Regions from separate parts of the Homo sapiens genome. Here region 2 is linked to region 1. Evidence: read pairs that join two places in POLR2A ChIA-PET (ENCODE). Cell type or tissue: A673. All regions are shown on one strand. Each heading gives the region's core, and the rest is flanking DNA. Links, peaks and the distances in the headings are about the cores only. Region 1 overlaps GC (GC vitamin D binding protein). Region 2 has its middle 94 kb from the start of GC.

Region 1 (11,869 bases), core at 2,212-7,211:
ACGTGGTATAAAGGCCTATTTTGGCTTCCTTCTCTGGGCTGCCACAGAGACGGCCAGCCACAGAAACCTACCCTGGTGTCATAGCAGTCAGGGTCAGCCCCTTCCGCACAGCAGGCTTCGGTCAAGGAGACAACTTCCTTCACAAGTTGGCTGACCTGTTCAAACGTGCCACTGGGAAATTTTCTACTGTACAGGACTAGTGACCTGAGGGGAAAATAAGACAATATATCAATTAGAACTGAAAGGTTTTTTTTTTTGAGACGGAGTCTCGCTCTGTTACCCAGGCTGGAGTGCAGTGGTGTGATCTCAGCTCACTGCACTCTCTGCCTCCCAGGTTCAAGCAATTCTGCCTCAGCCTCCCGAGTAGCTGGGACTACAGGTGTGCACCAATACGCCCGGCTAATTTTTGTATTTTTAGTAGAGACAGGGTTTCACCATGTTGGCCAGGATGGTCTAGATCTCTTGACTTTGCGATCCACCCTCCTTGTCCTCCCAAAGGGCTGGGATTACAGGCGTGAGCCGCCGTGCCCGACCAGAACTGAAACTTTCTTTTTACATTTTGGCACATTAAAATATGAAACCTGTTCAATGTTTAAATGAAATATTGTACACATTTACTTCTTTATTTGGCTAATGAAAAAAATGAGGTTTAATTTAAAAAGCAGTTTTTGTTCTAGGCAAATTTATCTTGGAAAGCAGTAGAAATTGAACTTAGGGCTTCCATCAAACCAATCTGGTGTTGTCCTTCTTAAGCCTCCCCAAATGTACTTGCTCTGTACCTCATTGCCTTGGTTTCCCAGATTCCTAGAATGTACAATTGCATTTTAATGACCTTAGAAAGCTATGCTTTACGTATTATCTTTGAACTCATTCATAAACTTACTGGTGACAAATTCTTAGACTGTGGTAATCAGAGGTCATCTGGAATCTCTGGATGTCCTTAATTTGCTTGACTCCTGTGCCTACCTTGGGCCTGGGGCTCTGTCCTCTTACTCTTGGCAAGGATTAAGGATTAACCTCCATGCTGAGTCAAAGTTACCTCACACTCAGTTTTGTTCAAGATCAAATCACCAACAGAGTGAGTGGCTGCTGCACACTTACAGAGATGTGAAGTCCTCCTTTCCCAGATGGGAGAATTCCTTGCAGACTTTATTCTTTTCATAATCCCGGCCTAGGAGGCAGAAATAGAAAAATTTGTATGTGTCCCCTTTTGATGAATATTATGTTACATGTACATGTATAAAGTGATCTTCCACGTGGCCTACAATGAAAGTCGTATTTTCTCAATGTCTATATGCAATTTCATATTTTGGGGGCCTTTCTAGCTCTTCTCTCATAACAGGCCACAATTTTATGACATTCTGTTATATTTTAGTCACCAGCAGAACAAAAGGAGAGAGTAAACTAATACTGAACGTAAGTGAGTCAAATGATACATGTCAACTAGTGAGTCAGAAGCTATTGATATGGCAACTATTAGGTCCTATCTTTATAATGATACCAAAATGAGAATTTTTCTCCTTCCCTCCCTCCTTCCCACCCTGCTTCCTCCCTTCCTTCTTTTAATGTCTCAGTTTTACCTAAGGCCTGAAAAGAAAAACAGAACTACAAATAATTGGAGACTGTCTCCACTCCAAGGTGAGGGGCTGGTGCCACTAATGCAGGACTTTAAAGGAGGTACAGGAGAGTTAGTGCTGCCACCCATGCTCTGCTACTTGGCTCCTGGCTGTCTAAGGGAAGGCTAGGAATTCAGCTGGGGACAAGGTGGAAATCAGGCAAAGAATATTTTAGACAAAGTGTGGTGAGTCTGGGGGATGGTGGGAAGTGTTTCCTTTCACTTTCACATAGTGACAAGGGCTTCAAGAAACCACTCAGCGCTTGACAGGGAGCTCTTGGAATTTGGGGTGTAATGGACAGGTGTCTGATTCAGGCTGGAGAAATCTAGAGGGTGATGGGCTTGCTAAGTGGCCTGGAGAACAAAGCAGAGGACTGGGTGGGAAGTTGTCATGTGACCTGCAGACCTGATGTAGCTCAAGCAAGAGAGCGAGCTGGCTAGGAGTTGTCTTAAATATATTTCCCCCAGTCCCAGCTCTACCCCCAACAAAGTGCTATCTACAGAGCAGTGGACTGCCAACAGTTGGGTCTCTGTGTGGAGGTAGACAATTTGAAAACCAGGGGCCCAGAGGAGAGTCTTAAGGTGCCAGCTGCATATGAGAGATCTCCAGGAATAACAAGGGAGAGAGATCACAGAAGAACACAGTAAGAGAAAACGGCAGCTTTACACATCTTGGTAACCAGAGGAGACAACCTTGGCTCACCATGCTGCCCATTGAATTTTTTGCCCATTGAGTTGAGTTTTTCCTGCTGCTATCTCTCTTACTAGCTTCTCCTTTCCTGTGTTAGCCCTGGAGGAGGTAGAAGCAGCCTAGAGCGTAGGAGGAAGGAGGAAAAGAGAACAGGCAAAGGAGACAAGAGGCAGGTATCTGTGTCTTCCTTTCCCACCACAGGCAATAGAACTGAAACAGGCCTGAATGGGGTAGTAGCTTCAACTTTCAATGAATTAAAACATTTTTGACTATTAAATGTAACTAGCCATTCTCATGATGAAATGACATTGGTATTTGAGAGGGAACAGAAAAATCACAGTACCTGCTCTTGAGTTCATTCACGCTACAGGGAAGAGCTAGTTACTAATCATGAGACCCCCTTGTTCAACATGTCCATCACATATGTAATAGGGCGGACACATCAAAGTCAGTCAGTGTTCTCCTAACCTGACTCATCATTTATGCAAATAAGCCCAGGAAATTTCCCTCCTGTGATGTTATATCTTTGGAAAAAAATGTAGGAAGTATATAAATTGCTTACTCTGTTTTAAGTGGCTTTAACTTTTAGTGGTTTATCCTTCTCACTTTAAGGGTTGGGAAAGTCATCTCAGGTGATATGATGGTAACTGCTGTCAGGCTTTAATCCCAAAGATTTCCTCTCCTCTCTAACAGTTACAATTTTATGGAAGACAGTGTAAACATATGCCTGGGTGGAAATTTCTATTTGATGGCTTGCAGTGGAGGTGGTGGTGATTAGATACAGACTTGAAAGGGTTGTATTTTTTTTTTTAAAGATTCTCTTTAGGACTCATCAGATTAATGTCACCTGTTTAATGTCAGATTGCCTGTAGAGGAAGCAGTCGCAGCATGTACTTTTTTGGATGGATACCCCCCCAAAATATTTTTGAGGTGAGAAAAGTCGGATTTGATAATTGTGAGAAAAAGACATTCTTCAGCAGCACTTTTTAACAAGAGACCTACTCAAACACCCTCAAAACCACACAGAAGGTGGAAAATAACCCACATACCTGAATCCTGAATCTGATGTTATTCTGGCAACTAGGACAAGGCAGTAGAGTTGATAAAGCTAATTGTTAGTGGAACCAAAAAAACCACTTGCAACAAACCTCTGTAATGTCTGAGAACCTTCACATCTTGTACATTTTCTGAAATGTATTGATTAGTTTACAAGGCTGGATATTGTGACACGTTCAAAAGGTTAAGCAAGGCAGAAAACTTCCATTAATCATTAATGGTATTTTATGGAATTGAAGACTAGAACACAGAGAAGAATAATTAGGGCTAGAACTGTCCTCATGTGGTGATGAGCTGTACTTACGATGTCAAGAGTTGTTTTTAGTTTGCTCCTAAAGCAGAGCTAGGAGAAATGTCTGGCAGTTACATGGCAGTAGATTCTAGTAAGAAATCTTTATTCCAACTGTGTCTATTTTATAACTGAAATGAAAGCAGCCTTTTGAAGAGGTGAGTTTGTTTTATCATTGTAAATATCAAAATAGATTTAAATAACCATATATTGTAAAGATCCCTGAATTTAGTACAATGTATCCTCATCATCTATAAGATCACTTGCTGGGGATTATAATCTAGTCTCTTTTAAAAATAGCGAGAGATTATAAGGAATATTTTTTCCCAAGGCTTACTGTATTTTAAGACATACACAAAATAGCCCTAATAAGAACTTCTTTTCCTTATAATAAATAGGAGCTAAGTTTGTTTAAATTCCCCCCTACAAAATGGAAGAGTTTATTTTTATTAGTACTTCTCTTGTGACCATTCAATAACATGCAAAGTGAAATCCTGTATTCAAATGGGGTACCCCCGATGAACATTTTGAGAAATATTTTGTTTCTAACCTTCCAGATTCTGATTTCTCATTTCACTAAAAATGTAAAGTTTCATTTCATATATTATGGGAATGTGAGTGTGCATGTGAAGGTAGTGTAACTGGGCACTGCATGTTATCCCATTAAATAGTTTGAATTTATTTAACTATTTGTGTTTGCACACAGCACTTTAGAATTCATGGGCATTATATACTGCTTTAGTTAGAATGCAAACTGATGAGAGAAAAGTGGGAAACTAGATGGAATGAATAAGGCTTAAAGAGGTTTTGAAACTATTTTTGCTGGAACATTCAGCCTTGGGCATAACAGGAAGCAAGGGAGGAAGCTCAAGAGGGATATTGAGAAAGCTCAGAATTAAAATATAAAAATAACCTGTAGAGGAAGCTGTTGCACCATGATCTTTCAGGTGAGCTACCCAAAATGTACTTCTGATAAAATAATTTTATAAATTCATTTGCCCAAAGAGAAGATATCTAGCTTACAAGACAAAGCCAATGTATGTCAATCATTGTCTCAATTTTCAAATACAGCAAATAAATACTAAAGTTAATTTGCAATGTGATTATTACTAATTGATTCCCCATTCCATGGAATACTGCTTAATAAATGTTTTTGGTGTAAAACCAGTTGAGCTCACTCCAATTCATATAGTTAATTCCTGTCTCAAATGAACTGTAAAATTATACGCTCTGTTTTCAAATGTACCATTCGGTTATAAAGAAGGTGATTTGGACTTTGATATGGCCCTAGTAAATATTGGCATAATCTTAGTGACTCTGATGAAATCACTTTCACATGAAGTGACCCCCCACAGTACTAAGTGTTTACAAATTTCACTAACAGAATTTTTGCTTTCTGCAATAGCATGTTTCACTTTTTATCTATATTGTGAAACATTCTGGTAAGTCTTGTTTAATTCTGAACTTTTGAAAGCCAGTGTGATTTATTTTCAGGAAATCTTTGCTGCTTCAGGCACCTTACCTCTGCCAACAGAGTTGACAATATTCATTCATACATGTAACAGATATTTTTTGAGGCTTACTTTGTGCCAGGCATTGGGTTCAATATTGAATTTGAACTTACAATGGAACCCAAAATAGACACATCCTTGCCCTCATGTAACTTTCGTTGTAATGGGGATAGCTAATAAGATACTGCTTTGTTACAAAGTTTATTAAAGTAGGTATTTGGATGCCTTCACTATTACTAGTCTTTCACTAAAACCTAATTTGGCTCCCTAGAACAGTTATTCGTATACCAAGTACATTAATGGATCCTAAATATCATTGACATAAATAAGTGCTCGTACAGGATGCTAGGAACTATCTCAAGTTGCTGTTTTCCTATTGTGTTCTGGAGAATCATGGGCTTTAACAGCTCTGTTGGGCATTTTATATTTTCACAATTTCATTTCTTTGGCATTTTTATTTCTATTCTGTACTGACAGACTCATCCATGTCAGAAAAGCTCAGTATATTTGTTAGTATTTTTTTAAATAAATTTACCTTTTAAGAATATGGTTTGCAGTGTTTATTCAAACTAGTCAGGCATGATATTGTTCATTTCACAGTAGTGAATTGACTTAAATAGTAAACATTATTGAGCTGGTTTAGGAAGCTGATCTGGTTATAAGAGATTTCTGTATCACTAAAAATATTGCCAATGAAAAAGTTTGAGCTTGAGTCAATGAAAAGAAATTCAACCCTTTTAATACTAAACCCAGAGACCCACATGACATCTATAGATAAACTAATCTAGAAGTTAACTGTACCTCTTAGGATGATATCAGTGCAACAAATTGAGCGTCCTTTCAGACTTTGAAAATTCAAACACAAACGAAAACAGCAAAAGATATATAGTCAATGGGTTAATTACTCAGAAACTGCAACTGCAATAGGAGACAGCATCACAGACTCACTCAAACTAATGTCCTTGGGTTCACCTCGGGTGGTAGCCTGTCCTTTGTGACACTTACCAAAGTTCCAGAGGAAGCATTTTTTCTCCATGCATTTCATCCCACCTCTCTTTCCTTTTGTGGGTTGGTTACCTCCTCATCTGTAATTGCTTTTGTAGGGGTAAAGATAGAGGGGGAGGTTTGCCTCTTCCACTTTTGGGATGGGTAAAGGTGATATCCCCTGCATTTAATTTGGACGCTTAGAACACATTGAAGCACTTAGATTCTACAGCAATATAAATATAAATAATAATAATATCATGATAACAATTAAAATTTGAGTGCCAACAATTTGGTGGTACTGTTCTAAATATTTGACATGTATTACTTGCTTTAATCTTCACAAAAATTTTATGAGGTTTGTGGTTATCACAGTTTACATCCCATGTTTACTACCTATTTTTATGCATCATTTTAAGAACTTCATCTCATATTTAAATTATTTCTATGAAAAATTGTACTTTAACTTCTAAATAACATATAACTTTTTGAGTACATTTTGTCCATGAGTTAGAGAATTACTCTATTGAAATTTAGTGATATTCTTTTTATGGTATCGAAAGATTCATTATTATTCATGCCTGTTTAAAAATCTTTATCTTTGACTATCAGTCCTGGAAAAAAGTCATTCTTATTCTTCATTTTCTTCCCCGGCCCTTTTTTTTTTTTTTTTTAAATGAAAAAGTTTGCAGGGTTTGGCACAGGAAAATAGAAAGGTGAGCAGATTGGTTGAAAGACTCAGGCGCTTTGGTCTTAGTAGTGACAGAGACTTGAAGTAATACTCACTAGACGTTTGCTAATAGATCTTATAAAGGCAGCATATACTAATATTGCCTTTAAGCAAAATTGTCTTTATTTTCCATGAAGGTTCTTTCAGGGCAAAGATCATGTCTAAATTTTTAGGTCCTGGATGCCTGGCACAATTCTGGACATTCCCATAAAAGTCACTTCATTAAGCAAGTATTATAAAATCTGAAGAAAGTATCATTCAACAAGGGCTGGCACAGTCATAGTTCCACATGGCACTCCTTTGATAAGGTGATATAAACAGTAAGTGGTGGTGATTCTGCCTCCCTGGCTAGCCATGTATGATCTATCTCAATTAAAACTTGAGAAAATATCAACTCAAAATGGATTAAAGGCTTAAATGTAAGACCTGAAGCTGTTAAACTAATACAAGAAAACATAGGGGAAAAGCTCCATGATGTTGGTCTAGGCAATGAGTTTTTTGGACATGACGCTGAAATTACAGGCAACAAAAGCAAAAAATAGACAAATGGGATTGCATCATACTAAAAGGCTACTGCACAGCAAAAGAAAAATTAACAAAGTGAAGAGACAACCCACAGACTGGGAGAAAATATTTGCAAACCACATATCTGATAACAGGTTAATATACAAAATATGTAAGGAACTCAAACAACTCAATAACAAGAAAACCAATAACCGATTTAAAACATTAGCAAAGAACCCAAACAGACATTTCTCAGAAGAAAACATACAAATGGCCAACAGGTTTATAAAAAATGTTCAGCATCAGGAATCATTAAGGAGATGCAAATTAAAACCACAATGAGATATCACCTCACACCTGTTAGAATGGCTATTGCCAGAAAGATTGAAAGATAAGCATTGGCAAAAATGTGGAGAAAAGGGAACTCTTTTCCACTGTTGGTGGAAATATACATTAGTACAGCCATTATGGAAAACAGTATGGATGTTTCTCAAGAAACTAAAAATAGAACTACCATATGATTTAACAATACCACTTCTGGGTATATATCCAAAGAAATATAAATTAACAGGTTGAAGGGATGTCTGCCCTCCCATGTTTACTGTAGCATTATTCACAGCTACCGAGATGCTGAAACAACCTAAGTGTCCATCAACAGATTAATGGATAAAGAAAATGTGATGTATTTACACAGTTGAATACTATTCAGCCTTAAAAAGAGAAGGAGGGGAATTCTGTCATTTGTGACAACATGGATGACCCTGGAGAACATTATGTTAAGTAAAATAAGCCAGGTACAGAAAGAAAAATACTGCATTATATCATATATGGAATCTGAAAAAGTTGAACTCACAGAAGAGTAAAATGATGGCTACTAGAGGCTGCAGGGAGAAGAGGAGGGAGGGAATGAGGAGCTGCTGGGAAAATAGTGCAAAATTTCAGTTAGACAGGAGGAATGTTTTGAGATCTATTTTGCGTCAGGGTGACTATAGTTAATCATGTATTTTATATTTCAAAATAACTTGAGTAAATTTCAAATGCCTCAGAAAAAATGATAAGCAGTGAGATGGTAGAGGAGTTCATTGATGATTTTATCATTCCCCATTATATATAGATATCAAACTATTCCATTGTGCCCCAGAAATGTATATAATTATAATTTGCCAATTAAAAAACAGTACATTTTAAACCAGAAAACACTGTACATGGGTGATTTTCTTTCACTGTTTCCTAACAAAATACACGTCTTAATGACTACTGAAGTTATACTGTATAAACCGAAATCAAATTATGCAATCTAATGGAGAGGATATATTGGATGTGTATCATTATTTATGTCTCTATCATCACACATGTTTTTGTCAAACAGATCCCCGAGCCATTTAAATGCATTTGAAGTCCAACAGATTGCATTATCTTGTATAGGAAAATTTCTATTTCAAAGATTAGTAATTTATCTTTTTAAAATTATAAAAAGTAGATATTTATATATTAATTTTTAGTATGGCCAAAAGAGTTTTATGGTGCTTGTCTGCTATAGTGATGTGTTAGCAAGAATTTTTTTTTCATGAATGGAATATAATTTTCTAATTTTCTTATTAAATCCCAGTAAGAAACTGAAGGCTTATTATTGGACAATTGTAAGAACTGTAATTTAAATGGGAAATTTCACTATCAAGTACTCAATGCTATTTTGTGTTAACCATTGTGATATACATTGCTTTAAGTGCTTTTATAGCACTTCATTTGTCTTAGTAAGGCTAAAGAGAGCCTTTTAAACAAATAAATTAATAATGAGCTTTGCAGTATCATGTAGATGGAAAATGGAATGCCAATGTTTTCTATAGGATATATACTAGATATTACATTCCAATTGCCACCAGGATATAATTCCTTAGATATATTTGCTAAGAAAACTTAAAAGGAACACTCACTTCAATGTTAGCCTAGTCAACAATCCAACCATGTATTTTGTTATTTATATTTTTTAAAATCTAGTATGCAATTGTCAAATAAAAGTATTTTCATTTTAAAACCAATTATTACCTAACATTTGCAGCAGAACTGATAATATCAAAATAACAAATTTACTTTCGTGTAGTAAAATTTGAAGACTGAAATGGTTATTCTAAGACTGTGCTCTTGCTATTGTATTTTTTAATAGATAAAAAAATCACAGTTATTTCCATATAAAAATATTTTCACTCATAAATGGGAGTCGAACAGTGAGAACACATGGACACAGGGAGGGGAACATCACACACTGGGGCCTGTCGGGGGTTGAGGGCTAGGGGAGGAATAGCATTAGGAGAAACACCTACTGTAGATGGTGGGTTGATGGGTGCAGCAAACCACCATGGAACATGTATACCTATGTAACAAACCTGCAGGTTCTGCACATGTATTCCAGAACTTAAAGTTTATATATATATAAAAAAAAACAAAATAAAACCCACATAGGAATTCAGCTGCATCAGCAGATATGAATGTGAAAGACATGTATAACTACATAACACTCCTTGTATATTCCAATAAATCTTTCTAAATCAGCTTTCAAAAAAAAGTTATGTAAGTTTCACTTCTCTAAGATGAAAAACACAATTTGTTAAATGTAAACATATTTAAACAATTCATATGTGATTTCATTTATAGAGAATAAAAATGACTGGTAACTAATTATTTTGCCTATTTTAAATGTAAAGATACAATTATTTGTTAATATTATTTTCTTTAGGTAGTGTTAAACCTCAAGTTACTATTTTACCATGACACCCAGGTTAGCAAACCCAAATGCTCATAGGATCTAGGAACCACACAACTTACATTTGATCCAAGGGAAGAAAGCATTAAATGCTCAGTGGTGAAAACTGAGGGTTTAGTCCAAAAGGAGGAGTGACAATTCAGCTCCAGTTCATCATTGCCATGTGAAAATTTGGCCCTTATTACCACACATTCCTGTGTTTCCAGAGAAGCTAGAAATCTAGATTTTTTTGTGGAATCTCCAGGTTTTAAAATGTTGACAAGTGAAATGAGACTTTAAAGACAGACTTAAAGAAACTTTGTTGGCCCAAACCATGAGGGCCAAAGAAAACATCCATATGAGGATGTATTTTATCATGATTTAAGATAGAGGCTTTGGATACAGACCACCTGGATTTGAATTCCTGCTACCCTAGGTGATAGTGAGACCGCTGGCAAGTTGCTTATCCTCTCTGTTCTTCCTCAGTTTTCTCATTTGTAAAATGAAGATTGTATCCTCAGGAAACAGAATATTGCTGTCAGTTATTATTATTATTATTATTATTATTATTATTGGCTAAATCCAGTTCATGATCATTTTTATACATATGAGTGTATATATTTATGTACATACCTATTTATACACACACACAAAAACACACACAGACACATCAGCTATCTCCTGGGAGCATGGCATCATATGAAAGAAAACTCTAAAGCCACCAATCTTTAAGGAACCTGAGTCTGATGGTAGACATACATATACAAAAACCCAATTTTGTAATATTACACAATAATTTTTTGAACACCTACTAAATGCCAAGTAATGTTCTATTACTGGGAATTACAGGAAATAACAAAAGTTCTTAATTTCACAAGGCTTGCATTCTATATTTGTTACAATAAGCAAATGAACAACCAGTGATAAGGTAAGGTACTAGGTGCTAAGAAGAAAAAATAAATCCAAATAAGGGGATAGAAGATAATGGACTGGTAGGTGTTATTTGTGGTAGGTTGGCTAGGGAAGCCCCCTCTATAAATGGACTTGGAGTAGATGCCTGAAGAAGGTGAGGAAGGGAGCTATGAGAATATCTGGACAATCAATGTTCTAGGAATAGAGAAGAACTAATGCAAAGCCCTGGGGTGCAAAGGACTTAGAGTGTGAGATAATGTGGAGGCCAGTGTGGTCAGATCAGAATGAATGAGAAAAATAGGAGAGAGAGAGAAGAAGCAATGGGTAGAATGAAGAAGTTAGGTGACCAAAAATACTGGGGAAGGGCATCATCAATTCCTTTTAGAGGTTTCTTCATTTTCTCCTGTCCTAAATAGATTAAGCTGGTGGTGTTTTACAGAGTGTGCACACTTCTCCTTATATTACATATTGGTGACTGCATATGTGGCATTGCACCTGATATCAGTAAGATGAAACATTGCTATTGATTTTCAGGGAGGTTAACATTGCTCTCAGTGATGAGAGCTGTATGACTTCAGCCCTTGCGTAGGGCTGTTTTGACAGGGAAGGAAGAGAAGGAAAAGTGTAGCTCACCCACCAACCCAAAGGGAACTTTCTTCTTGCAGTTTTATATCATGTTTAATAAAAAAAAATGCTGTGAATGAAATGCTTAAAGCAAAAAGGAAAATGTTCATAATAAAAACCTCTTTTTGCCAACAGCTCTTATCAACTGCAGTGGTTTATTTCCTGTTGGCATGATTACCTTAATAATTTTGTAGCTGTGTCACGACCCTCTGA
Region 2 (11,869 bases), core at 4,364-9,363, 110 kb after region 1:
CTTTGAAATGGTACAGGGCTTTTCTCTGTTGCCATTTTCAGTGTGACTACAGAATGTGGGGCCTACATGACACAGAGATAAGTCACCCTTGCCAGAGTGACTGAGTTATGACCCATAATGTTTACATCAATGCATCTTTTATTTCTGTCCAAAGTAGTCAAGATACATCTTCTCCTGTGCTCATTTTCTTTACAGTTTATGTCATGACCACTCTTCATTCCTTTGGGAAACCTCCTCCCAAGTACATGTTTAGATCATGTGATTTATCCATGTCTGCTCTTAGCTTGGTGAGCATTATATGCAAAAACCATTTTGCTTTTATTATAGTATGCAGTTTTGTCTGTTTTAAAGTACTATACTTCTCTTTAAACAGAAGTCATTCCAAATACTGTTGCAATGATTTGAAGTTACAAGCTTCAAATAGGAAAAATAAATGACTCTCTACATCTTATTTATGAGTTCGCTGCATGCCTGCTCCACTAACAAAAGCTTTCACCCATATATGTATTAGTTGAATTTTGTTGTAAGTGAATCAGTTAATTTTTATTCTTACTTGACAGAGTAGATGATTCAATTCATGCAAGTCAGAATGTCAAATTGTTCTGGCAATCTAAGAAAAGGCTGATTTCAATGACAGGAACTCTATGAATACGTGAGTTCTTTGTCTTATGGAACTATCACCGTCATGACATATTGCTAAGGTCTTTGAAACACATTTATAAATTTTATTCTGTTAGAATTTTGGCATGGGCCAAAATTAAAAGCAAATTTGTCTTGCTCATTTCTCCTGTGCAGATTACTTACAATCTGATTGACTCATGAATTGTTCTTTTTATCCTCGACTTGTTAAGTACAAAGCAGTCTCTGAAGCAGAAATAAATTGTCAAAAATTAAAGGCCAAGCAAGGGAGTCAGTAACTTGTCCTTTAGGTTTGGAAAAGCCCCAGGCAAGTTACTTCAAGCCTTTAAGTCATTATCTTGGTGTTTAACATGCCTTGATGATCACTGATGATCTCCCATGTGACATAATGTTCTTTGTGCATAAAGATTAGCCCATATGTGGTTATGCAGCTCTTTTCAAAGTTATCTTCTTTGTAGCAACAGTTTCTATAAAACCCTTTGATATCCTCAATCAGAAAGTAAGTGCTTGCCTTCAGGTAACATAAAGGTATCTTAGCAACAGGAGGAGAAATTACTGCTTACTGCAGTGATTTGTGAAAAAAAATCAGTCTATATTTGGAATGAACTAAGTATATTTGTCAAGTAGAGTCCAGTCAAGGTGGTTTCAATTTCTACTCATTGCTAATTTAATTATTCATTGAGGATCTCTTCTTTGTTTCATCTCACATTTCTCTCTTCCTTGAAAAAGAAAATGAATTTATAGATTCAGTCCTAGATTTTTCCTATTCATTGTAACATATATCCTGATTCTACCTTTTTCACGTCTCAGATTTACTGTAATCTACAGAAGAAAAGCTCCATTTACAAACTAGTTTACAAATAGTACCTTCCAGAATGTTTAATAGAATGTAATGTCAGATGTAATAAACTATAATAGAATGTGACAAAAGAATATGAGATTAACAGCTTTTCAAATCCTAAAGAAAGTAAAAGATAAAGGGAAAACAATAGCTTTGTAAGGAAAGCCAAAATAAAAATATAACTATAACCAGGCATTATGTTTGTAACCCTATTAACTTAAATATAGTTAGCAATGAGCAAAGGAAATGGTGGTGGTGGCTCATGTTTCAAAAACCAGCAAAATAAGAGAAACACACAGTATTCAACCAAGGAAAATAGACTGTTAGCTCATTAGTAGCATAAGGGCTCCCCCCCTTTTTTTTTGGCTAATCAGATTTATTTCTCTTATTTTTTTCCATTATATTATGGCAAAAGTATACAGTGTTACTGTAGGTTTTAAGAGAAAACATGACATATATAATTTTTTAGCCATTGTATGTATAATGTATCAGTAGAAGAAAACAATGGAAAAAGAGGGGTAGGTAGTAAGGCAGATAAATTATTTTTCCCTTTTATAAATGTATACTAATTTACATATTTATGGGGTGCATGCAAGTGTTTGTTACATGCATAGACTAAGTAATGATCAAGTCAGGGTATTTGGGGTATTCATCAACTTGAGTGTTTATCGTGTTTATGTGTTGGTAACGTTTCATTTCTTCTGGTTACCTTGAAATATACATAATACTGTAGCTAAGTATATTCACTCTAGTCTTCAATCAAACATTAGAACTTATTTATTCTAACTAACTGTATGTTTGTATCCATAACCAACCTCTCTCCATTCCCAACTAACCCCCTACCCAGTCTCTGATATGGATTGGGTCTACAGGATCAAGGATTTTATCTCATAAATGAGTGAGAACATGCAATATTTGTCTTTCTGTGCCTTGTTTATTTCATTTAATGACTTCCAGTTCCACTCATGTTGCTGGAAATGACATGATTTGATTCCTAATTTATGGCCAAATAGTGTTTCATTGTGTATGTATACCACACTCTCTTTGCCATTTATCTGTTGATGGGCACTAAAGTTGATTCTATCTCTTAGTTATTGTGAATAGTGCTGCCATAAACATATGAGTGTGGGTATCCTTTTTTTTTATTCTTTTAATTTTTTAGGTTTTTTTAAAAAATGTTTTATCAGACCTGTCAGGGATGAAAGGTATCTTTTAGATATACTGATTATTTTTGTTTGGGTAGATAACACAGTAGGGGGATTGCTAGATCTTATGGTAGCTCTAATTTTAGTTTCCTGAAAAATCTCTATACTGTTTTCCATAGTGATTGTACTAATTTACATTTACACAAACAGTGTATAAGAGTTCCCCTTCCTTTCCTCCTTATCCTCACTTGTTATTTTTTGTTTTTTTAATAATAGTTATTCCAACTGGGGTGAGATAATATCTCATTGTGGTTTTGACTTGCATTTCCGTGATGACTTAAACATTCATGACTTAAACATTTTGAAAATTTACTTGTTGGCCATCTGTATGTCTTCTTTTGCGAAATGTCTATTCACGTCCTTTGCCTATTTTTAATGGGATTTTTTTCTTTTCTTTTTTTTTTTTCACTGTTAAGATGTTTGAGTTCATTGTATATTCTGGATATTAGTCTCTTGTCAGATGAGTACTTTGCAAATATCTTTTCCCATTCAAGACATTGTCTCTTCATTCTGTTTGTTTCTTTTGCTGTGCAGAGCTTTATAGTTTAATATAGTCCCTTTTTGCTAAGGATTGCTTCAGCTATTCAGGCTATTTTTTTGTTCCATATACATTTCAGGTTTTTTTTTTCTATTTGTATGAAAAATGATGTCGATACTTTTATAGAGATTGTATTACATTTGTAGATTGCTTTGGGTAATATGGTCATTTTAATGATATTCTCCTGATCCATGAGCATGGGATGTCTTTTCATTTGTCCTCTTCAGTTTTTTCATCAGTATTCTGTAATTTTCCCTTTAGAGATATTCCACCACCATGGTTAAATGTATTCCTAGGTATTTTATTTTATTTTTTGTAGCTATTGTAATGTGATTGCTTTCTTTTTCAGTTATTTCATTATTGGCATACAAAAGTTTACTGATTTTTATGTATTAAATTTGTATCCTGTTAATTTACTGAATTTGTTCATCAGTTGTAAGAGTTTTCTGGTGGGATCCTTTGGTTTTCCTAGATACAAGATTATGACATCTGCAAAGAGTGACAATTTGACTTCCTGTTTTCAATTTGAATACATTTTCTTTCCTTCCTGCCTTCCTTCGTTCCTTCCTTCCTTCTCTCCCTTCCTTCCTTCCTTTGTTCCTTCCTTCCTTCTCTCCCTTCCTTCCTTCCTTTACTTCCTTCCTCCCTCCCTTCTTTCCTTTCTTCTCTCCCTTCCTTCCTTCTTCCCTCCCTCCCTTCCTCCCTCCCTTCTTCCCTCCCTTCCTTCCTTCCTTGTCTTCCTTCCTTGTTTTCCTTCCTTGCCTTCGTTCCTTCCTTGTCTTCCTTCCTTCCTTCCTTGTTTTCCTTCCTTGCCTCCCTTCCTTCCTTGTCTGCCTGCCTTCCTTCCTTCCTTCCTTCCTTGTTTTCCTTCCTTGCCTCCCTTCCTTCCTTGTCTGCCTGCCTTCCTTCCTTCCTTCCTTCCTCCTTTCCTTCCTTCCTTCCTTCCTTCCTTCCTTCCTTCCTCCTTTCCTTCCTTCCTTCCTTCCTTCCTTCCTTCCTTCCCTCCTTCCTTCCTCCTTTCCTTCCTTCCTTCCTTCCTTCCTTCCTTCCTTCCCTCCTTCCTTCCTTGCTTCCTTGCTTTCCTTTCTTTTTTGCCTGTTAGTTCTGGCCAGGGCTTCCAGTACTATGCTGAATAGGAGAAGTGAAAGTGGGCATCCTTGTCTTGTTCCAGTTCTTAGATAAAAGACTTTCAACTTTTCACCATTTAGTATGATGTTAGCTGTTGGTTTGTCATATATGGTCTTTATAGTTTGAAGTGTGGTCCTTCTTTGCCTAGTTTGTTGAAGGGTTTTATCATAAGGCAGTGTTGAATTTTGTCAAATGCTTTTTCTCTATCTATTAAGATGATCATATGGTTTTTGTCCTTCATTCTGTTGATGTGATGTATCATGCTTATTGATTTGTGTATGTTGAATCATCCTTGCATCTCTAGTACAAGTTCTACTTGTTCATGGTGTATTGTCTTTTTGATGTGGTTTGGATTTGGTTTGCTAGATCCTTTGTACCTATGTTCATCAGGGATATTGGCTGAGGTTTTCTTTATTTCTTGTGTCCTTATCTAATTTTGGTATCAGGGTAATGCTGGATGTAGAATGAGTTAGGGACAAGTCCCTTCTATTCAGTTTTTTGGAATAGTTTGAGTAGGATTGGTATTAGTTTTTCTCTGTATGTTTGGTAGAATTGCACAGTGAATCCATCTGGTCCTGGGCTTTCCTTTGTTGGGAGACTTTTATTACTGATTCAATCTTGCTACCCATTGTTGGTCTGTTCAGGTTTTCTAGTTCTTTGTGATTCAATATTGGTAAGTTGTATGTTTCCAGGAATGTAACCATTGCCTCTAGGTCTTCCAGTTTGTTAGCATGTAATTGTTCATAATAATCTCTGTGCTCTCACAGTGGCACCTGCTGCAGCTGCTTAGGTCATAAGGATGTGAGTGAGCAGCTCAAGTTTCCTGTTTGGTGCAATGCTCTCCTGATTTGGGGTCTCCAAATGAGTGCCTATGCTAGCTAGTGTCAGGGTTCATGTAGGTAGAAGAGCTCTCTCATGGTTTGGATTGCAGCAGTCTGTGGTGGGCATGTGGACCAATGAAGTTCCCTCACTTACTCCTTTCCCATAATACAGACCCCATCTGGGCTCCCAGCAAATCTTGGCTGAGCTGGCTGCTGGCTTCCTCCTCATTCTGTGCCTCAGGTGTTTCTCATACTTCTCTGTTGGATTCTAGTGTTCTCACTAAGATGCTCTCTTCAAGATACGATAAACTAATGGCAATTTTGGGTCTTCTTTCTGGAAAGGGCAAGTGTCTGATGTCTCTAGTCAGCCACCTTGAACTGGAATCCCAGGGGCTTTTGGTACTAGACAAATCTCTTCATTTACAGGCAAGGGATGGGGGGCTAAGAGAAAACATGGGAAGCAAGAATCAAAGCCAGAACTTGAGTTCTCATATTCTGATTCCAAATCAGGTGCTTGCTACCTACCATGTGGCTTATTTAAACTGAATTTTAATTTTATCCATCTTCATATTTGTTTTACTCCCTGACTGGGGTATGTTAGTGGTATGTGTGAATATCCCAATTGTTGTGTATGCACATGGCCTATTAGTATTCTGTAATTTGCATGACTAAGTAAGATATTCATTGTTTGGACAAGAGAAAAAAAGGAAAGGAAATATGGAATGTAGGCCTTTGTACCATTTTTTTTCTTACTACTAAATTTTAGAATAAATTTGTCCATGTTGTAGACAAAGGCATAAGAACTCTGGAGATAATAAAATATAGCTCCTGGGTATGAAAGGAATAGATAGCTTTCTCTGATTTTAAGGATTATCATGTTTAGTTAGAAACTGAAATACTGTAGGAAAAGGCACTAAGTGCTAAAAATATAGGTGATTAAAAACAGATCCAAAGAGTGAGGAATAGCTCTTTCAAGTTATGTGTGCTTCTTTCATCAAGAAACACGGGGCAAACTTCAAGAAATAATTTATGCGTATGCTCCTGGACTTGAATTTGCATACAACCAACAACCTTAGCAGTAAATTACATCTTGCTGCTGACTTTTAAAAGCCCTTAATGTGGTAATAAATCCACACTAGGGTATAGAGTTTCAGTTAGAGAAAAATAGAGGTCTCCCTTTGTTTAGGGTTTGTGCTGATTCCTTTCCTTTCCTTCCTTCCTTCCCTCCTTCCTTCCTTCCTTCCTTCCTTCCATTCAGAGATTTTTGTTTCCAGTATATTTTGATTTTTGATCATCTCAATTCAGCTCATAAAATTAAAGTGAAGCCATAACAAAAATGACCAATTTGTTGGCAATTTTATAGGTATTTGGAATTTTGAGATATAGTCTGTGGCTGTATTGAATGTGAATACCAAGTGATTTACTATATCTCTTGAACTATTTGAGGGTAATAATATAAATGAAGATATCTTTCTTTAGAACTACCAAAAAATACCTTTGTATCTATCTCGCAGAAATTAAGATCTATAATTAAATTTTTAAAGTCTGAGGTTCTATCTAGCTTCTCCTTATAAAGTAAGAGTGTGACTTTAGCAAGTAGTTTAGCTTATTTGAACCATAGTTTCTTAACTGTAAAATCGAAGTAATAGTAAAAATATTTGTAGTTAGAAATAACCTGTGTCTGAAGCAATTTACAATTATATTAGATGGAAATAGCCTTGGATTTGGAGTCACAGTGCCTGCAGTCAGGTCCTGGCTTCTCCATAAACTCTATTTTTTGAAAAACCTGATTTTCTGAACTTCTATTTCGAATTTTACTTGTGATAAACTGTACAGTATTGCTGTGAGGAGCTACATATATGTATACATATATTTATATGTAAAAGCTTTTTTTAAACTGTCATGCAAATGTGAATTTCTTCTATTATTAAGTACTGAGGCTTTATAAACACACACACACACACACACACACACACACACACATGCATATATGGCCACACTGATATACCCTAAAGTGTTGTATAGAATTCTAATCATGGACTCCTGTACACTTCAGCAGGTATTTAATTGCTCAAAATGCCCTTGATGCTCTTTTTGAATGGAATTTAGAGCCAGTGTGCAAGCAAAACAAGATTATTTTATTACTTTATAGTTACACTTTATAACAGACATTAAACACTGACAAGCCAAATCTAAAATATTAGACTTCTCTCACATAAACATTCCAAAGCTCATTCTGGAAGTGAAGCTACAAGAATATAAATCTACACATGATTTGGGGAAGTTCATTTAAAATCCTTTAGCTTCAGGAGGCCGAGGCGGGCAGATCAGGAGGTCAGGAGATCGAGACCGTCCTGGTTAACACGGTGAAACCCGGTCTCTACTAAAAATACAAAAAATTAGCTGGGTGCGGTGGCGGGCGCCTGTAGTCCCAGCTACTCGGGAGGCTGAGGCAGGAGAATGGCCTGAACCCGGGAGGCAGAGCTTGCAGTGAGCCAAGATCGCGCCACTGCACTCCAGCCTGGGCGACAGAGCGAGACTCTGTCTCAAAAAAAAAATAAAAAATAAAAAATAAAAAATAAAAAAAAATCCTTTAACTTCAAAGCTAAAGTCCATTAAGGAAAGAAAAAATTTAATTTTAGTAAAAATATACTTTTCATAGAGGCAGCTTGGGATAAGAAAGGGCAACAGAGCGTGATTTACAAATGAATAGATAAATGCATCAGACATTCCCAGGTAAAGACAAAAGACAAAAAAAAAAAATTGAGTTTACATTCATTATCCTAACTGGCCCTGATTGTAGAATAAGAGTTGAGTTTGAGGGTTAATTCAGTTTCTGCAAGGAAAGTTGTGATTGTTACCTTATATTTTATGGATTAGGAACCTTATGCTCAAAAGGCTCAAGTTAGTTTGCGTTGGGTTTCACAGCCAGCAAGTAGAAAAGTCAGGATTCAGAACTGTGCTCTCTGACCTGCTACAGACATATATGTGATACTGTTTGAGTAGATATATTGTGTCAATTGAGTAAAATGACAAGTCTCAATCATTGTAGGAAATTTATTTGCCAAAGTTATGGGCTCGCTCAGGAAGACAGGTCTATGCCTTTCTCTGAAGATGATTTTGAGGGCTCCAAATTTAAAGGGGAAAGGGCAGGATATTGAGAAGTACACAGTTTTCATGTAAGAGGGGGCTTAGGGAAAAGTAGTCATTCATGCCTTTGTCTGGCTCAGAGAATCGCATTTTTTACATAAGATGACACAAACAAAAGGGTCAGAGGGAAAATGTGGAAATCTGCATTTTACATAAGATAACACAGACAAAATGGAGTAGGGGAACAATCAGATGTGCATTTGTGTCTGGTGGGCTGGGGTGACTGCACCTGTAAAGATAAGCTATCAATTTGCATTGCCATGGTGAAGTTTTAACAGCTCACTAGGAATTTCCTTGTGGGGAAAATATGGGGGAGGCTTGTAGCTTTTCGTCTTGTAGCCATCTCATTTAGGAACCAAAAGGGGGAAGCAGGTTTGAGTGACCCAGTTCCCAGCTTGACATTTCCCTTTGGTTAAATGAGTTTGGGGTCCCCAAATTTAATTTTCTTTCACAATTGAATGCTGCAGGTTAAAAATAAAGTGGTCTATAAAAATAAAATATTGTTGAGCTGAACTTTCTTCTTCCAAGTAGGAAAGATACCCACCAATGCCCTCATATGCATGTAGAAGGAAACCAGCACTCCCTTTACATGTCAGTTCTCAGGCATGTTACTTTTATAACTAGACGTAAGAAAAAGAACTGTCTGTAGGGTGCTCCCTGTATAGTTGGCAATAACTATGTTTGTACACGCAGTTTTGCTACCGGTCAAAAATCCTATCAGGATTTGATGAGAATCAAAGAGCTCATTTCGTAAGGAAAAGGGTCTTAATTTTCTCCTCCGTCCCTGGCTTTTCATGACTGTATGTACATTTGAGTGGCAGTTTCATTAGAACAAACCAAGGACATGAAGGAAGAGATACTTTCTTTGGCCAGATGTGAATTGTTGGGTTAGAAAGAACCAGGCACATTTCTAGGTGAATAAAACATTTGAATATTACAGCAATTGATTGTATTTTTGTACTCTCCTTTGCTACTCAAAATTTAAACTTCTCTATACATGCCCAGTTTTTTATAAAAATAGTATTGGGTTTATAAAATTTAAATAGAAAAGTAGACTGTCATAGGAGCAAGGTATGAAAATGATAATTGTTATATTTGAACAACACTTAATTCTGTGATACATTTTATTTATTATAATAATTTTTATTTTAATTTTACAATACATATTGTTGAACACCAATTTATTTGCTGTAGCCAGGACACAAGAGGAAATAATATGTATTTTAGCTCTGATCATAGAGAAAACGCACTAACACATATACCATCTTATTCTCCTTTTTGGAATGAAATACAGAGGCTTGACCATTCTTTTCTACTCTCCACCTCCAAGATTTATTTTGTGCACTGTTATTTTTTTGTGATTTGAACAATGAATTATAGGGGCAAAATAAGGTGCTTACCATGGCTGCTAAGAGGGCCAATAACCACTGATATACCCACAAATCTCAGCTTAATATTTTCTCCTTCAAATATGTCACTCTTTTTATACTCTTTAATGAATGAAATAGTCATTTCTAGTTGTTAAAATCAGAAACTTGGCATCATCCTTGATTCCTCTTCTGTCACTCCTCCATATCCCTACATTCAGTCACTAGGAACTGTCAGAGGTGTTCAAACCAGAGCAACTCCACTTTGAGTGAGGGCTAGGAAAACAAGGCTGAGACCTGCCGGGCCGCATTCCAGAAAATTAGGCATTCCTAGCCTCTAGATGTTTATGGTTAAGGAAACAAATTAATGATGCTTACTGAAACAGACCCAGACTTGGGTGAGTCCAGATATCCTGATATCTGGAGAACAAGGGCATTCCTAATTTTACTTTAAAGATCATGATATCGATTCTTGCAAAATATAGTAATTAAGGAAATTAATTCTTTATCACAAACCCTTGTAGCAGAGCACATCTCCCTAAGATCTATTTTTATCATGTATATATACATATACATATCCAATGCATATATATGCATTGTATATATATATATACATATATACATACATATACATATATATATGCATTGTACCTAGGGCAGATGCGTTCTTACTTTCAGGAATGTCCTTCTCTGTCTGTGAAGTAGCCGTCCTTTCACCACTTTATTTTCTTAATAAACTTGCTTTTACTTTGCAGTGTGGACTCACCCTGAATTCTTTCCTGGGTGAGATCCAGGAACTCTCTCTTGGGGCTCGACTGGGACCCCTTTCCCATAACAGAACTATTGATGCTATCTCATTATTGTCTTGAGTTTTCTCCATATAGGCCACTCTCTTAGTTCAGGCCATCATCCTTTCTTGCTTTGGTTACTCCATAACTTCTGAATGCTTTCCTTCTTTTTTGTTTTGCCTTACTACATTCATTTCTGATTTTGGCATTTCATATTTTTTTTCCTTGCTGACTGGAAATATATGCTTTCTTCACGATACCAAGAATATATGCATCTCTTTATTAATGACAACTATTACTAGACCACAACATATCCGTATCCTGTTGCTTGAAGACTTCCTTGGAGCCTATTGTATTTCTGTTCTAATTTGGATACTGTTCCAGGATTGCTGCTAAACTCTTATTCTTATAAATATACTTTTTTTCCATGGGAAGTCTTGGTTTAATGCCATTGTTTCTTGTATCCTACATGTTTTCTTCTTCCTTGCATATACTTTTATGGGAATCTATTTTATTTTATTTTCTTTTTTCCTTTTTCTCTTTCTCTCTTTTTTTTTTTTTTTTTTGAGACGGAGTCTCGCTCTGTCGCCAGGTGAGTGTAGTGGCACGATCTGCAACCTCTGCCTCCGGGGTTCAAGCAATGCTCCTGCCTCAGCCTCCTGAGTAGCTGGGACTACAGGTGCCCGCCACCATGCCCGGCCAATTTTTGCATTTTTGGTGGAGATGGGGTTTCACCTTGTTGGCCAGGATGGTCTCAATCTCTTGACCTTCTGAGCCACCTGCCTCAGCCTCCCAAAGTGCTGGGATTACAGGCATGAGCCACCATGCCTGGTGTGAATCAATTTTCAAGAAAATTCTTCAAAAGGGTGAAACTGATAGTAAACTTTGAGTGTTTACATATTTTTATTTTGTTTTACATGTGGAAGTTTATATTCAAACTAATTTTCTCTCAGAACATTAAAGACATTGCTCCATTGTCTTGCATCATATAGTGTTGGAATGAGAAGAGCATAATGCCTGTACCTTTCTCTTTCTTTTGTAGATGATCTTTTATATTTTTTTGTATTTCCATGGAGACCTTAAGATTTCAGTATAATTGGAGTTGTGGGATTTCACACTGACCAAAAAAACACCACACCTCTCTGTAGGAATAGTTATTACAATCCGGAGTATATAGGACTTTCACAAAAATAGACTACCCTAAAATGAGATCCAAACTGAAAAATTACAAACAAAATATAGAAAAATATCCCAATATGAGAGAGACATGGGATATATAGTAGACCAAAGAATTATTCATCCTTTATCCCAGTAATCTAAGGTGTTAGATAAACCTTGTAGAGGTGACAAATAATTAAGTTTAGAGTTATTTTAAAATATAAATAATCATAA

What was found. Peaks named below come from ENCODE experiments on the same cell type or tissue, not always from the same donor. Only the 100,000 strongest peaks of a DNase experiment are listed, where the experiment ranks them.
Region 2: POLR2A ChIA-PET joins it to region 1 with 11 read pairs; 2 of 35 experiments call an interaction of 5 or more read pairs at or near these places.

The regions. Positions count from the first base shown.
Region 1 is chr4:71,768,230-71,780,098 of GRCh38, forward strand. It overlaps GC (GC vitamin D binding protein), which reads right to left. Exons shown (of 13, transcript NM_000583.4): 2 at 1,102-1,171; 3 at 72-204. Among named protein-coding and RNA genes, the nearest start is that of GC, 9.9 kb to the right of the region's middle. In A673, for the core only: a CTCF peak has its summit at 4,548; no DNase peak of the experiment used is centred there.
Region 2 is chr4:71,872,333-71,884,201 of GRCh38, forward strand. No RefSeq gene overlaps it. Among named protein-coding and RNA genes, the nearest start is that of GC, 94 kb to the left of the region's middle. In A673, for the core only: no CTCF peak of the experiment used is centred there; a DNase peak (open chromatin) is centred at 6,259; H3K27ac peaks cover 4,116 bases.